Regions from separate parts of the Mus musculus genome. Here regions 2 and 3 are each linked to region 1. A link is a loop called in an ENCODE intact Hi-C map of the cell type or tissue named here. Cell type or tissue: heart. All regions are shown on one strand.

Region 1 (5,000 bases):
ATCTGATGCCCTCTTCTGGTGTATCTGAAGACAGCTACAGTGTACTTATATATAATACATAAATAAATATTAAAAAAGAAAAAAATCTAGCACAACTACTGAAACCAACTCACCACATTTAATACAATTAAGCCATTTTTAAAATAGTCGAAATATGTGGTCATTTTCAGACTTTTCACAGTATCAAAAATGCTACATCAACTTGTAAGCAAAGCTATTACCTTTTGAGGCACTAGGATAATCTCTAAACTACTAGCTCAGGGTATTAATGCATTTGTGGCTCTTTCTGTGTTATATAAAGTTTTATATAAGTTATATAAAAATGTTTTAAGTCCAATCATTCAGGGGAGGAAAAAGAAAACACGGTTAAAACAGCCTACAAGAATATAGACACAGCATAAGACTCCCAAATACTCACAACTTTAAAAACCACCAGTAGAATTTCCAGTGTGGGTCAAGGGTGTAGGTTACCCAGCATTTGGGGTTTTAAACCTCAGGCTTTTCCAAATACTCCATCATATTTAATAAACACTCCAAAGGGCAAGCCGAGCAGCAGCTTAAGTCTTGCCCCTCGCATACCATCCTATTTGCACATATGAAAGCAGACACAACAGGCTAAAACAGCTGATGAGCAGTCAACGTGTACACGTTATCGTGACATGCTGCAGCCTGGAAGAAAGCATGTACCTCTGAAATCTTCTTACTGTACCATGGACTTTGGATGACAACTATATTCTTTTACTAAAAATATCTGAGCAAGTGAACATGCATCTCCAATTGAACTGCGAAGCAGCTTTCAGAGCTTCGAGCCGGGGTTGAGAGGGAGGGAAAGAAATGCCAGCGATTAAAATTTACCTTGAAAACGGCTTGCTTTTCTTACTATTGCCAAGAATGGTGGTTCCTGCTGGCCCTAGTTTGGCACTCTCTCGTAACCAGTTGGCAGGTGGGAGTTTCAAGTCTGTTTTTTCTTCGAGACGTGCAAACGCTGTTCGAGGAGGGGCAGAAGAGTATTTTACCACAGCTCTGCTTTTCACTTCGTTGCCTCCAAGAAATAAGGCCGATCCCTAAATAACATATGGAATGAAGCTTTAATGAACACTGCCAGGAACGACAATCTCACTTTCATAAAAATGAATTAAGAACCCACCAAATCAGGATTCACAAGGAGCCTCAGCTGCGTGTCAGCTCTAACACTTAATAAACAAGCTTAAATTACGCTTACTTAGCTGTTTTTCACGAAACTAAAAAAAAAAAAAAAAAAAAAAAGGATCAATCAAGAAGTGGACAGGGGCCAACCAACCTGCTTTTTAAAAATCTGGGCATAGTAGTTGCAAACACAAGCTTCAAGCACTCTGGAGGCAGAGGCACAAGGGCCAGTGCAAGGTCTACGTCCAGCTTGACTGCCCGGTCTGCATAACCAGTTCCACACCAGCCAAGACTCAACCCGGTACGATGAGTCACAGAAAAATGTAGACTCAGAAACTAAGTGCGCTCAACTGTGTCCTGTCAACCGCATGTAAAACGAGCAAGACTTCTGTACGGTTCTAATGGAATATTTTTAAGTAGCATAAGTCAATGACAAACGTCATTTGCAGGACGTGTTTATTTTTACCAAACACACAGCGATTGATCGGTAAGCTCATCGCATCCCATTCTACATTAGCTCCGTAGCTGACCCTACACCCACCCGGGCATGCTCAATGTCTGGACCCGCTGTTCGACTCTCCTTCGAGAACCCTTCCAGGCGTTGCAAATTCTCTGTGCCCTCCCTGGGTCCGTCCCTCTCTCCTCTGCCTGCCTTCGGCGGGCTGTGACACACACACACTCTATAGCCCGTCCACTGGCGCCGAGTGCGAAGCCAGGGGTGTTGCGCATTGCAAGCAAACGCCTGCCTGCACACCCGACGACAGGCTCGCCTGGTGATTCATTCCGTACTAGAGGTGCTAAGGAGGCGTGGAAGAAAGTTCCAGAAGCCCCACGTCCCCCTCCCAGGCCCGCAAACCCCCCAAGCCCCTGCAGGTCGCGCTCCGCCGCCGCCGCCTCTCACCTGTGCAGAAGGCTCCTCGGAGTCCGCCTGGGACAGGAGGCTGAGCCCTCCTCGGGCGGCCGCCCCTGAAGGAGAAGCCTCGGCTCCTGCTTCCTTGGGGTCCCCCATCATTTCCGACCCTGGGGAGGCGACCAGACGCGCGAGCCCTGGAGGCGGCGACAGGAACGCGGGCCCAGAGTCGCAGGAGAACCTCAGAGCGAGCGACTCGGACACTCAGCGGCTCGCACTTCCGGCGGCTGCCAGGAAGAGCTCGAGGTAGCGCGATGAAATCTCGCGAGATTCACCCAAAGGTCCAGCCCGTCCTCCGGCTCTGGCTCCTCCTTCGCGGTCCGGGCAGGAGCTGCCGCACGCCGTTGCCTGTCACACCATTAGGGCGGACACTTCTCGCGATACACGCCTCCCGGGCTCCTCCCCCTCGCTCGTGGCCGGTCTTTGTTGGCAAACAGTTAATGAGACTTGAGTCAAAGTCGCGGTGGCTGGGGTGGGGCGGTGCCGCCTTGGGTATTCGCGTAATCAAAGCTGGTGGCATCAAGGCCCTCGCAGGCGGCCGCTCTCTTGGGGCTTCTCCGAGTTGCACACGCGCGGGGACCTCCGTGGGTCTCAGCACCCTCAGATCAGTGGGGCTGAAGCAAGGAGAGAGAAGCCATCAGTCTGTTTAATCGGTTTCTAGGCAGCGCTCATGCAGCCCTGGCTGGTTTCGAACTCGCAAAATAGCCGAGAGTGACCTTGAACTTGACACTCTGCCTCCAGCTCCCGAGGGCTGGGGTTTCTTTCTGCCCGAGGATGGAACCCAGGGCTTCGTGTAGGCTAGGCAAGCACTCGGAGCTACATTTCCACCCTGCACCCAATAACAGACAAACTGCTACATTCCTCATAAAACATATATATTTGAGGTAAAAGGTTTTGTTTTATGTCGAGGTATTACGTTTTGGGTTTTTTTTTTTTTTTTTTTTTTTTTTAAATGTGTTTTGAGTGCTTTGGCTGCGTGTGTGCATGCAGTGCCCGCAGAAACCAGAAGAGGGCATCAGATCTCCTGGAACGGGAGTTACACGCAGTTGGGAGTTGTGGGCTGTGGGTGCTAAGCTGTGTCCTCTGCAAGAGCAGAAAGTGCTCCTAATGGCTGAGCCAGGACGGAGGTATACGTTTTCAGTTTTCAGTGTTTTGGCCTTTGCAATTATTTAGCCATGCCAGGTTATAATTTTCCTTAGTCTCTAAAAACCCAGTAACTGAAAAACTTTAGGAGTTCTCGGAGAAAGCAGATGCAGTCTGCAAATTGCTTTCATGCAAAACAAGACATTTTTATGAATTAACTTTTTGGTGCATATTTTGCAGATCCTTACTTTAAAGCATGTTTTGTGATTTTTTTTTAAACTACTCTGTATTTAGAGCCAGTTTTTGTTTGTTTGTTTGTTTGTTTGTTTTGTCCTTTTCGTTGTTTATTACATCAGAGGCTAGCAGGCTCGTCACATAAAAGCTTGTGCCAAACAAAACTGAGGGCCCGAGTTCCATGTCATCCCTGGACCCCACTGTAGAAGGAGAGAACTGACTCTGGAAAGCTCCCCTCTGGCCGTCACATGTCCTGTGGCATGAACACACACACAATAATAATACAGAGATCTGAATAAGACCTATGTAGCTAACACAAAAAGATTAAACTTTGAGTACTTAAAAATAAACCCTGTATATCCATTAACTCACGTTACAGGAATATTTTTTTTTACAGGAATATTTTTAAAAATTAAATTGCACATCATAGTATGTTAAATGATAAGCAAATATTTAAAAAGTAATATGGTCCCAATTTGAAAATCCATCTGTTTCTGAAATGGAAATCTCTGGTTGTTTTTGTGTCTCTAAATGAACAGATTCATGTAAGAAAGAAATGATTTACATTTAGTCTAACATTTTTCTATTTTTCTTTCTTGTTTCATATTTAATTTTATTAACACTTCTACAAATATAAGTTAGGTTCTGATAACCTTACAGTTTTGTCATTTATTAATAACGATGTATCAGTAAGAATTTACTGAGGTAGTATAGTAGTGGGTTTTTTTTTCTTCGGGACTCAAATATTGTACAAATTTCTTGAGATGCTAACATGTGGATCCTTTTTAATGATGCTTAGTAGGAAAATGTGCTACTAGTACCCTACAAAAAGGAGAAATGAAGGAAGCAGAAGTGAGAGCTCGGTATACAGAACAGGAGTCTGACAACACCAAGGGGCTCATGAGAGCTCAGGGCTCCGGCAAGCCAATCAAGCTCCCTCCCCCCTCCCCCCTCCCCCCCCCCCCCCCCCCCCGCCGCCCCCAGACTTATGGAGGAAGGTCTGGCCAGGGGCTGGGTTTCAAGAAGCCACACACAGGCAGGGACTAATTTAGTTGGGAGAGGAGAGTGATCCCTGAGGCCTGGAGAAACCAGGCACATCTGGGTTACATAAAGTTTATACATTCCTCCAGCTCTAAGAGCCTTTCCCCCATAATCAAACACATGCTGTAGGCTTCTAAAAGTTATCATCACTGCCTCTAATGTAAGTGATTGAAATCCAGTGTTGTGAGGAAACAGATCACTCCTCCCATCATTCAAACGTTAGGACAAGAACAGCTGCCAGAATTTGCCTAACATACGTCTCCTTGGGATGGTCTCTGTCACACATGCCTCCCTGGACAGTCGCATTGGCTTTGAGCTCTCGTGTTTCCCGTCTCAGTGCCTCATGGCCTCTTTGCTTAGGATACACATGTGGAGTGGATGACTAACTTACTGTGTGCCACCACAGCTCTAAGTTGCTGGTGCTTTTCTTGTGCTTAGGATTCCTTCTCTGAGTTCCCTAGCTTACTCCTGCGCATCTTGTAGATTCCGCTCAGGTCACTCTAATAAGTCCTTTCTGATACACCCCACGTTTTCTTCACACACATCCTTGGTCCCTTATACTTGTACAGCTTTATCCTGTGTTTGT
Region 2 (5,000 bases), 450 kb after region 1:
GATGTAGCAATAGTTCTGACCCACCACCTGACTCAGCCCTGCATAAGCCAAGAAGTGGGGGAGGGTCTACAGCTCAGCCCCACCAGAGATCCCTATGAACAGAAAGTATAAGAAGTACTTGTTTCATCAGCTGTATTTAAAGGCAATTTGTTGTGTAGCAGTAAACAATACTATTAGTGGAGGCCTATGACATTGCTCTTCATTAAGTCAACATAAGTAAAATATCAGCAACTTCTTAGGAGTCAATCTAAACTCTTTAACCTAGTCGCTCCCTCTGTATCCAGGAAGTTCTAATGTGATTGCTCTTATAACACTGGGGCTTTAACTCAGGACCTGAGACATCCTAAGCTAACACAATCTACCACTGAGCTACATCTCCATGCCTAAGCTATGTACTACTTAGCTTCACTCCAGACATGTGAAAATGGGCTCTCAGAGGTTACATGACACCCCACCCCAACATGTGCAGTGTCAGAGACCTGAACTCATGACATCGATTCTTAGGTTCTTATTCGTGCTCTGAGACAAACACAGCATAGTACCCGGTGCCAGGAGTCATGCCAGGCCCAGGGAACAAGCGAATGGGAAATGGACCATAACCACTCAGGAAATACAGAGTCTCTAACAGGCTTCAACGAGAGATCTCAACTGCCATGGAGGCAGAGCCAAATTTGGGATCATTTGGGCGGTGGGGGATCCTTCAAACTCCCCAGCTGACCCAAGGGTTGAATATGAAGCACGCAGCCATCAGACAGTAGTTGTCTCTGATAGATAAGGCAGATGACATTTGTCCAAGGGGACCAGTTCTGTCACAATTCCTTCCATCTATTAGTCACTATCTCACAATTATTTTGCCTTTTCTAATCAGCACACAGGCTCTTAAAGCCCTCGCTTGAACACATTCATCATGTCCCCTTCTACGTGGGGAGAATCAATGTTATTTACTGTGGCTAAGCCCACAGAACCCATTTGTAACTAGGGAAGGGTTTGTTGCTGCCTAAAACCAGGCAAATGTTCCCATCCTTGGAAGGTCTGCTCTGTCCACAACATGGCCCAGATATGTCCAGGGGGCAACTCAAGGCACTCAGTAAGTTCCTTCCCTTAAATCAATAATCAAATCCTCCTGTCTTAGTTAGGCTTTTATTGCTGTGAAGAGACACTATGACCAAGGCACCTTTTAATAAAGGACAACACTTAATTGGGGCTGGCTTAAGGTTTCCCAGGTTTAGTCTATTATCATTTCAGAGGTTTAGTCTATTGTCATCAGAAGCATGGCAGCATGCAGGCAGGCATGGTGCTGGAGAAGGAACTGAGAGTTCTACATCTTGATCCAAAGGCAGTCAGGAGACTGTCTTCTGCAGGCAGACAGGAGATTTTCTTCTGCGGTGGGCAGAGCTCAAGCAGTAGGAGATCTCAAAGCCCCGCCTACACAGTGACACACTCCCTCCAACAAGGCCACACCCACTTCAACAAGGCCACACCTCCCAATGGTCCCACTTCCCGAGGGCCAAGCTTATGTAAACCACTACACATGCTCTGTCTGAGTTACTCCAGGAACTGCTTCTGCTGTCTTCAGACTGTCTCGGGGGACTGTACTGAGAGAGATTGCTCCCAGCCCTCTGCAGCCACACTGGTCTGGCGCAGCTCTAGCAGGATCTTCAGATGAGGAATAAGCCAGGACACGGAAGATCAAAGGAGATGCCTCTTCCAAAGACAGAAGACATCCAGAAGGATATCAGATTTGATTCTCCATCTGGGTCAGAACCATGAGGTCATCACTTATCAGCTGTGGAGTCTCTTGGGAAACAGGGAGAAGAAACTTCCGTTTCAATTCACAACCGTGAGCCCTGCTGGGAAATCTGTTCCAACTTCAAAGAGCCCCGCCCTCCTCGTAGCAGATCTGGCAATATTTCCTGGTCAGGATTGGCCCCACCCTACAGCTCCCCCTATCGTCCCCACACAAAATAGACAGGCTTGTCTTACAGACTCTTCATCTGGGGGACCAACAACAACTAAAAAGGAGGCCGGGATGGAATGAGCAATATCCCAAGGCAGGGATCCAGCAGCCTTTTCATTTCTTTCCTTTTCGCATTAAAGTTCTCCCTGTCAGCCTGCCCCACGGAGAAGCCTCATGGGAATTAAGATATTCCAGATATTCTTAGAAAAATGAAATGTTGAAGAATGGCTTCCTGAGCTGATAATAGCGGTACATTTGAAAAATAGGCCCGAATGCCACGTTTAAAAGCCTGGAGTCATAAAAGGCATTATGAATGGATAGAGTGCGAACCTCTACAAGCAGACTTCATTGATGTCACCGTAAACGATGAATGCTGTCACTCTTTTTTATATATAACAGGAAGATATGCCGCTGCATCCAGATCTCAATGTAGGCACTGTCAGGCTCACTGGAACGGCATTGCCTGAGCTATTTATGACAATACGAGAGGAAATACAAGGTTAGAAGATCTTTATCTGCTGTCTGTGGAAACGTGCTTCCACGCTGACGCGCTCGTGAAATAGCCTGTGACAGTGAGGGAGCTGGAAAGTGAGATTAGACAGTGCAGGAAGGACTGTGTCCAGACAATACTGATGCTCACACTGGTGAGCCCCCTGGGCCTTTCTCCCAGCATCCTCCAGGAAAACCCCATCCTGGCATTGACAGCAGCGGCTGGTGTATCATTCACAACTGATCCAACCAGGAATGCTTGTTCCACCTTCCAGAATGTAACGAGGCTTCTAGGAATAGCTGCCAGCTGGGGACTACATCTCCCAGACACCCTTGCCTCCAGTGTGGTCCTGGACATGTTTACACCAATTAGGTGAATCTGGTGAGATCAGTACTTTTGAGTGGCAAGTGGGCGTCGTCCCTGGTTTCTCTCCCTTTCTAGTAGCTGGAGATAGCGGAGTCCCAGGTCCTAGGGGATAGTGGAGCTGAGCATGAAAGGACCTGAATCTTCTGAATGACCCCACAGAATAATAGCTCCCGACTCAGCACCAACCAGTAGTCGCGCTGTATGTTAATGAGTACACTACTGAGCCAATCAAATTGCAGCCTATATTACCGCAGCTAGTCTTGGGTTGACTAGAACAATTAGCACCGGCCTTCTACATCACTCACTCAGTTGTCTGTCCATCTGCTCCATCACATGAAGAAATGTGAAGTAGAAACCTACAGACATGGACTTATGAGTTACCCCTCTCCTTATGTGGTCGGTCACTCAGGTGTCTCTGGAAAAGCACTTCTTCTCTTTCAGCCTTCATCTTCATTTTGGTAACTTGAAGATTTTAAAACTCCTGAACCATAGTCACAACAGCCAGAAGGTGGGAACAACCGGTCAACAAATAAACAGGGGTGGGGGGGGGGGAGGGGATGGCAGAGAGAATGGTTAATATCATTTTCTGCTCTTGCAAAGGACCCAAGTTCAGTTCTCAATACCCACACCAGTCAGGCCATCACTGACATTAACTCCAGCTCCAGACGATCTGATGCCTCTGGACTTCAAAGGCATCAAACTCACAAGTTCATACACACACACACACACACACACACACACACACACAATTTAAAATATAAAATAGATTTTTTTTTATGTGTGCGATAAGGCCAGGAATGGAGGCACATACCTTTAAGCCCAGCACTCAGGAGGCTGACGCAGGCAGAGCTATGTGAGTTTGAAGCCAGCCTGATCTGCACAATGAGTTCCAAGTCAACCAGAGTAAGACCATCTCTAAAAATTAAAATAAATGGATCTCTATGAGTTTGAGGCCAGCCCGGTCTAAAAAGGAAGTTCCATGACAGCCAGGGCTACAGAGAAAAACCCCGCCTCAAAAACAAACAAACAAACAAAAATTTAAAAACCTGACTGTGGGATATACATGGAGTGACACATTATTCCACATTAAAAGGGAAAGAACATGTGATGTGGGCTGGGATAAGCCAGTCATGGAGGACAGATATTGTTAGGATTCCACATTTAAAGGATTCCCAAGGTTCACAAATCATAGAGACAAAATGTAAAATGATTAAGTTTCTGGGACAGACAGGCGGTAGAGGAAGCTGGCTCTACTGTTTAATGAGGATGGGGTTTCAGAGATGAGGAGATGCACCCACCCAGTAGTGCAACAGTAGCTTGGTTGTTGTGGGGGTAACCAACTGCTCTCTGCTCCAATTTGAGGCCCTTCCCACAAGAGGGAGTCCACTTATGCCTAGTACTGTTAACCTAGCCCTAGTAAAGCTCTCAGCTTGGAAAGTCACAGGCCCTGAGGGATGGGTGGGAGCTGTGGCCATGTTGTCCAACTGCCTTCTAAATATTAATGTTCACAGCCATGGATTAATGCAGCTCTCGACTATCTCAGAAGAACTTCATTTTGCATTGAGCAGAGGTTAATGCAGAGACTCTCTGCTGGTCAAGGCTCTGAGATTAGGTGAGCACTCATCCCTAGATGGGGCATTTCTATCAAGCTGACCGCTACTCCATCGCAAAAGAGAAAGTAGAAAGGAGACACCAGGAAGGAAGGAGGGCTGTGAGACACTGTCTTCTGGACAGGACAGTATTGCACTCACAGGCTCACCACAGCTGTGGCAAGCTGCACAAGATGTGCACAACATCAAGCCAGTCAAGAGTCCACCATAGGGCTGGAGAGATGGCTCAGCAGTTAAGAGCACGAACTGCTCTTCCAGAGGTCCTGAGTTCAAGTCCCAGCAACCACATGGTGGCTCACAACCATCTGTAATGGGGAATCTGATGGCCTCCTCTGGTGTGTCTGAAGACAGTGTCAGTGTACATCAAATAAATAAATCATTAAGAAGAAAAAAAAGAGTCTAGCATAAATTGAGAGGTTCATGTAGCTCCACACCTCATGAGGAAGTACTGATACTGATGGCTGATGAGGGAGACCAAGACCTTTTTCTTCAGGTCAAGGCTCCTGATAGGTTGTCTGTGCTTGAGTTAATGGCCCCACACATACTCAAGCAGGACGAATCAGATTGAGTGGGTTAT
Region 3 (5,000 bases), 980 kb after region 1:
TACTGAACCCAGGAAGGGCTCCCTGCTCCCAGTCGCCCCCATTCTCGGCCCTGGTAAGGCTTCGGACCTCCTTGCCCTTGGAGTCACAGGAATGTCAACCCTGGGCCAGCTAGAAGCACACAGCCTATAGGAAGGCAGCTCCTCCAGTTAGGAGGATGTGCCTCTCTGGCCATGTGACCTATCCCCAGCGCAGATGGCCTTGACCCCTGGGTTGCAGAGTACTGGATGGGATGGGGGAAATTCTCTCTCCTTTTCACCTGTACCTGGGCATTATATCCTAAGATGACTGGGTGGCAGTGAGGGTACCCTAGGTAGACCCTGAACACAGAGTGGCTCCATCACGGCTGCAGTAAGAACTACAGGATAGGAGGGACAGAAAGATCCGTGTGCTGAGGTCCACGTATACACGGACAGCAGCTGAAAGGGCAGGTAGGTACACCCTCTGAAACCCCCAAGGAAGTCGAGGGAGGTCAGGGTGCAGCTGTGGGACTGAAAGGTTCAGGGCAGAGCAGGCAAGACAGCAAGAGCCCCAGACTCGTGCCTAGGAGTTTTCTTGAGCTGCAATGACTACAGGCACTTTTTCCTTCTGGTTTCAAAAGTAATGAAAACATCTCCATGAGTTCCTGAACTATGGCAGGCCCGAGTAGCCCCAGGCCCCAGCAGAAAACCCATAGGAACGGCCAAGGTGAATGGGAAGCACGGCTACCAAGCTGAGCACACCGCCAGGGTTGCACAGTGCCCGGGACAGAGCTGCTCCAGAGCTGCCTGCTGCAGCCACTTCCCTCACAACATGGGGAGAGCAACCCAAGAGAGGTCCAGAGATGAGGGGGTTCAACTTCAGTAAGCACCTCAGCTGGCGTGATTACCTGGACCTGGAGGGATGGGGGAGGGATGGCATCTTGCCAGGGTATAGGCCAGCTTTGCAGCAGTGCAAGTTTGCTGCAGGCCCTGAGCTGGGCATTGAGTTAGAGGAGGTACCTGTGGCACCCGGAGCCTTGCTCTGGCAATAGCTACCTGTTACCTCCCAACTGCACGAGCTTGCTTCAGGCTGGGCATGCCTGCCACCTACTCTCTGGGCCTTGATTCATGGTACCACTGGAAGCTGTTTCTGGTCAAAAGGACCCCACCACTGGGGCAGTGAGTGGTCTGATGTCCAACATCTCCGTGGAGTACCTCATAGCATCATGTGCCCTGGACTGTTCTCGGCAGCTAGAAAGCGATGGAAAGAAGGGGAAAGTGGGGTCTTAACTCTCACAGGGACTCCAGGGTCTCGGGGTTGTTACTGTTCCTGAATGTGAATTATTTAAACCCCAGAGGCCACTGAGTTTAAATAATTCACTCTATTTACTTTCTAGGGTTGTGACAGGAAGCAGCTAGGAGGCTCCTCTCCTGGCTTACCGGGAGCCTTGCATTCTTTGTAAAGAGCTGGCTAATTGTTTTCATCATGAATCCTGGGAATCTGAGCCGCCCGGCAGTCTCCAGCACAGCCAGGACAACATTCCAGGGGCCAGCCCGAAGCCTTGGCTTGCCCATCTCCTGTCCGCAGTCCACTGGGCTTGCAGGGTGCTTCCTCAGTCAGGGCTGCAGGAGCCGAGATACCAGCTGGGGCACACACACACACCCTAGGCTCCTCCATCTGGCTGCAGCAGCCCTGTCTGCGTCCCCCTCGAAGTTTATTTTAAACTATTTCACGTGGAAAAAACTCAGCTTCCTCTTCAGTAGTAGGTTCCAAGAAGGCTAACCCCTTCCTCTCCAGTCTGTTCCACCCCACCCCTGAAAAAAACTAATAAGGACAGCAAAAATGCTACACACTACCGGAAACACGACTGCCCATGAGCATCTGTATCCTCGGGCCGAGACTCCTGGTACACTCCAGAATAAACGTACCCAGCTGTGAGGTAGCAGAGGCTCACAGAAAGATGTGCTTAAGACGGAGGCCAGAGCAGCCTGCTGTTCACAGACTCCCCAAGCTGAGCCTCCCTCTTTAACAGGTCAGAGGTCAGGGCTCACCAATCTCGCTCTGATTCTAAGGCAGGATAACCACCTTCCCAGGTCACAGGAGCTGCTTAGGGCACAGCATGGGGAGGGGCTGGTGGGTTTTACCATGGCCCCCAGGTTCTGAGGGAGCTGGGCAGAACTGGAACTTGGCATTCACAGCCTGGAAAAACCTGAAACGGCCCGTCTTGGTTCTGTAATCTGAACCCTTTGGGGCTGCCATGCAGTGGCACACAGAGTCCAAGCCCACTGCCAACAACAAGCCCATCTCTTCAGTGACATCAGACGCCTCGAGCGTGGGGACCCACTGCAGCCCCACAGCGCCCTGCAGGCTGATGGTACCCCAGCTGCCCGACACTTCTGTCAAGCACTGCCCCATTCCTGTCTAGGCTCTCTGTATAATTTAGACACAGGAGACTGAAAAGCAAAAGCAAAAAACAACAACAAACAAAAAACCAAACAGATAAAATGAAAAGAGATAGAAGTCAGGAAATCTCACTGCCTTCCTAAAGCCTTTACCAGCAGGCCAACCCAAGCAAGTCTGCCCATGAGGACGGACGGACACTTAGGGAGAGGCTGGAATGGGGGCAGCTGGGATGCTTCTATAGCTCTGTCTGATGACCACAGCTCATGCTCCCCAATGAAGGCCAGTGGGGAGTGATGGAGTAGTGGGTGGGGAGAGACAGTGGGGGTCGGAGGAGTAAGGGGAAAGGTAAGGAAGGATGCAGCCAGGTGGCGTGGAGAGTGCTTCACACCTTGCACAAACGCACGTGGGCGCAGAGATAAGCATGCCGTCTAAGTACACACTGAGCATTGTGGCACACAGGTACATTTTTCTTCCTCTAGTAACTGGTGTGTGTGGAAGGCAAGTGCTTTGCTCACCAAGCCATTTCCCTATTTCCTGGAGCAACGCATGTCTGGAGTATAGACAGGCCTGGGGTGGGAGCTAGTGTTGCCACATGGTGTGGAAAGTCACCATGCCTCTCTATTCCCCACCCAGAGCCAGTGGCGCCCCCTGCTGGTGGAAAGATACTGAGATTCTATGATAAAGGAAGCCCATAAAGAATCTAGGCAAAGCCCAGGATGGGGGTGGGGACACACGGAGACAGGGGTGGAAGAGCACAGCATGACAAAGGGCTCAAAGAAAGAATGAGAAGGGGACATCAGGGGACTTAGTGGGCAAGGACTGTGGTGTCACAGGGACCCCAGGCCCAGAATGCACACAGTTCTCTGGGTTCTCCCCCTGTGAAGGTCCCAGCTGGAGAAGAACACAAAAAAGCCTCCATGGGTCACAGAAGCTGCTGTGGTTCCTTAGACCCCAGCCTGCCCTGAGTCTAGCAAGGTGGCCAGACCACAGAGTGACAAAGACGCACGGCAACAGGGGAGCAGGCAGGGTGAGCATACATGGGAGCGAGCTGGCATGGATGTGAATATGTGAGTGTAAGGGGCGGAGGGACAGGGAGGCTGGCTGTGAGTGCTTTTAAGGGTGCACTGGGGCCTGATGTGCTTGCTGCGTGTGATCTGTGTGTTCAAGTCCTGAACTCCGGAAGGGCTGACTCTCCCAGAACCTGGTGACAAGGCGCCCTCTTGTGGCCAGAGCAGGAGGCGGTACATGTAAGAAGAAAAGGAAAGATTGTTTTGCGTCTGAATGAGGCCCAGGTGGATGTTGGGGCTCAGGAAGGATGGGACTGAAAGGACAATGAAGGGAGGGGAGGGGAGAGTAGATTAGAGAAGGCCAATGTATCTTGGATGCTGAACTCCACCAGGTGCCCTCGGTGTCTTCTCTGAGCTCCACCCTCCCCAATACTCCCCAAGTACCCTGTCCAGACAAGAAGCAAGGGGAGTGGGCTTCAACTGGCTGCACGGATACAGAAAAGAGCTCGGCCTTTTGGCTGACATGTGGAGCCTGGGTATGAGCAAGGGGTGAAATAAGGTTGCCTCTCCCTCCACCGTGCACCAGAGAGTGCTGTAAAGACAGTGTGTGTGACAGCCCCATCCTTACCTGTCACGGGCACAGAGACAGATTTCACAGCCACCACCCCCTGCTTCCTGGAGCAGCCCTGTCTGAAGTGTGCAGTGCTTTCTGGATGTGCTTGGGGGCCGTAAGGAGGCTCGGGACAAGATAAAAGCATGGGAATATGGCAGCTGCCACTAAGTTCGCTTCCTGGGCCATCCAGGCTGTGTTGGGGCAGGCAGAGTTGTGTCTCCAGTCATTCCCACGAGGGCTGTTCTGGTTGGGCATGCGCGGGCAGGTGTTAGTTCTGGTGAGATGGCTTCCCTTTTTAAGGAGTCCCAAACTCACAAATCACGGACAAGCCAAGTGCACCCTGAAAGATCATTTGCTTTTACAACAGTGTCCTGGCACAGGAGTCCCCTGAAGGCATGGTGTGCAGTGAAAGTCACTTATTGCTGACAGTTGGTTCCTCTCCTTTCTACTCGGCACAGCCACCACCTGTGCTCTGTGATCTTGACCACTGACCACTGCTTTAGCAATGACAATCTAGGACTTAAAGGTGACGATCATAGAGCAGGTGGAGCAGGCGGCATGAGTGCAGGACAGCCCCACACTGATGGCCCTGCTCCATTTGGACCTCAGTTTCTGCATCTGCAGCCGGGAGGTGGCACAATGGTAGTGGGAGCTCTAGGATCCTCCGAGAGGTTGCTCCATTTCCCCTTTATCAACAGGAAATAGGACTAGCCTCCAGTACCGGAGGTCCTAGGGGCCAGAGTACAGAGAAAGAGTCTGATACTGCCAGGCCAGAGGCTAGCCCAGTACTGGTCAGCCTAACACTGGAGTCTGATGCAGCCAAGCCAGAGGCTAGCCCAGTACTGGTCAGCCTAACGCCGGAGTCTGATGCAGCCAGGCCAGAGGCTAGCCCAGTACTGGTCAGCCTAACGCTGGAGTCTGATGCAGCCAGGCCAGAGGCTAGCCCAGTACTGGTCAGCCTAACGCTGGAGTCTGATGCAGCCAGGCCAGAGGCTAGCCCAGTACTGGTCAGCCTAAT

Evidence for each region. Hi-C counts contacts between places; a loop is a spot of excess contacts. Peaks named below come from ENCODE experiments on the same cell type or tissue, not always from the same donor. Only the 100,000 strongest peaks of a DNase experiment are listed, where the experiment ranks them.
Region 2: a loop joins it to region 1, with 4 times the contacts of the local background. A loop is called at or near these places in 3 of 42 quality-filtered maps.
Region 3: a loop joins it to region 1, with 2.9 times the contacts of the local background. A loop is called at or near these places in 2 of 42 quality-filtered maps.

Annotation. Positions count from the first base shown.
Region 1 is chr7:133,634,971-133,639,970 of GRCm38, reverse strand. It overlaps Edrf1 (erythroid differentiation regulatory factor 1), which reads right to left and starts at 2,296. Exons shown (of 25, transcript NM_178115.4): 1 at 2,048-2,296; 2 at 856-1,064. The coding sequence starts at 2,158. In heart, a CTCF peak has its summit at 3,062 (motif pointing right); DNase peaks (open chromatin) are centred at 2,410 and 3,100; H3K4me3 peaks cover 2,113 bases; H3K27ac peaks cover 1,352 bases.
Region 2 is chr7:133,182,976-133,187,975 of GRCm38, reverse strand. No RefSeq gene overlaps it. Among named protein-coding and RNA genes, the nearest start is that of Gm35567, 30 kb to the left of the region's middle. In heart, a CTCF peak has its summit at 1,957; DNase peaks (open chromatin) are centred at 1,565 and 1,875; H3K4me3 peaks cover 1,513 bases; H3K27ac peaks cover 708 bases.
Region 3 is chr7:132,654,799-132,659,798 of GRCm38, reverse strand. The region is part of intron 6 of Lhpp (phospholysine phosphohistidine inorganic pyrophosphate phosphatase); the gene reads right to left. Among named protein-coding and RNA genes, the nearest start is that of Lhpp, 47 kb to the right of the region's middle. In heart, CTCF peaks have their summits at 3,002 (motif pointing left) and 3,602 (motif pointing left); DNase peaks (open chromatin) are centred at 28, 1,558, 3,018, 3,538 and 2 weaker places; H3K4me3 peaks cover 300 bases; H3K27ac peaks cover 3,484 bases.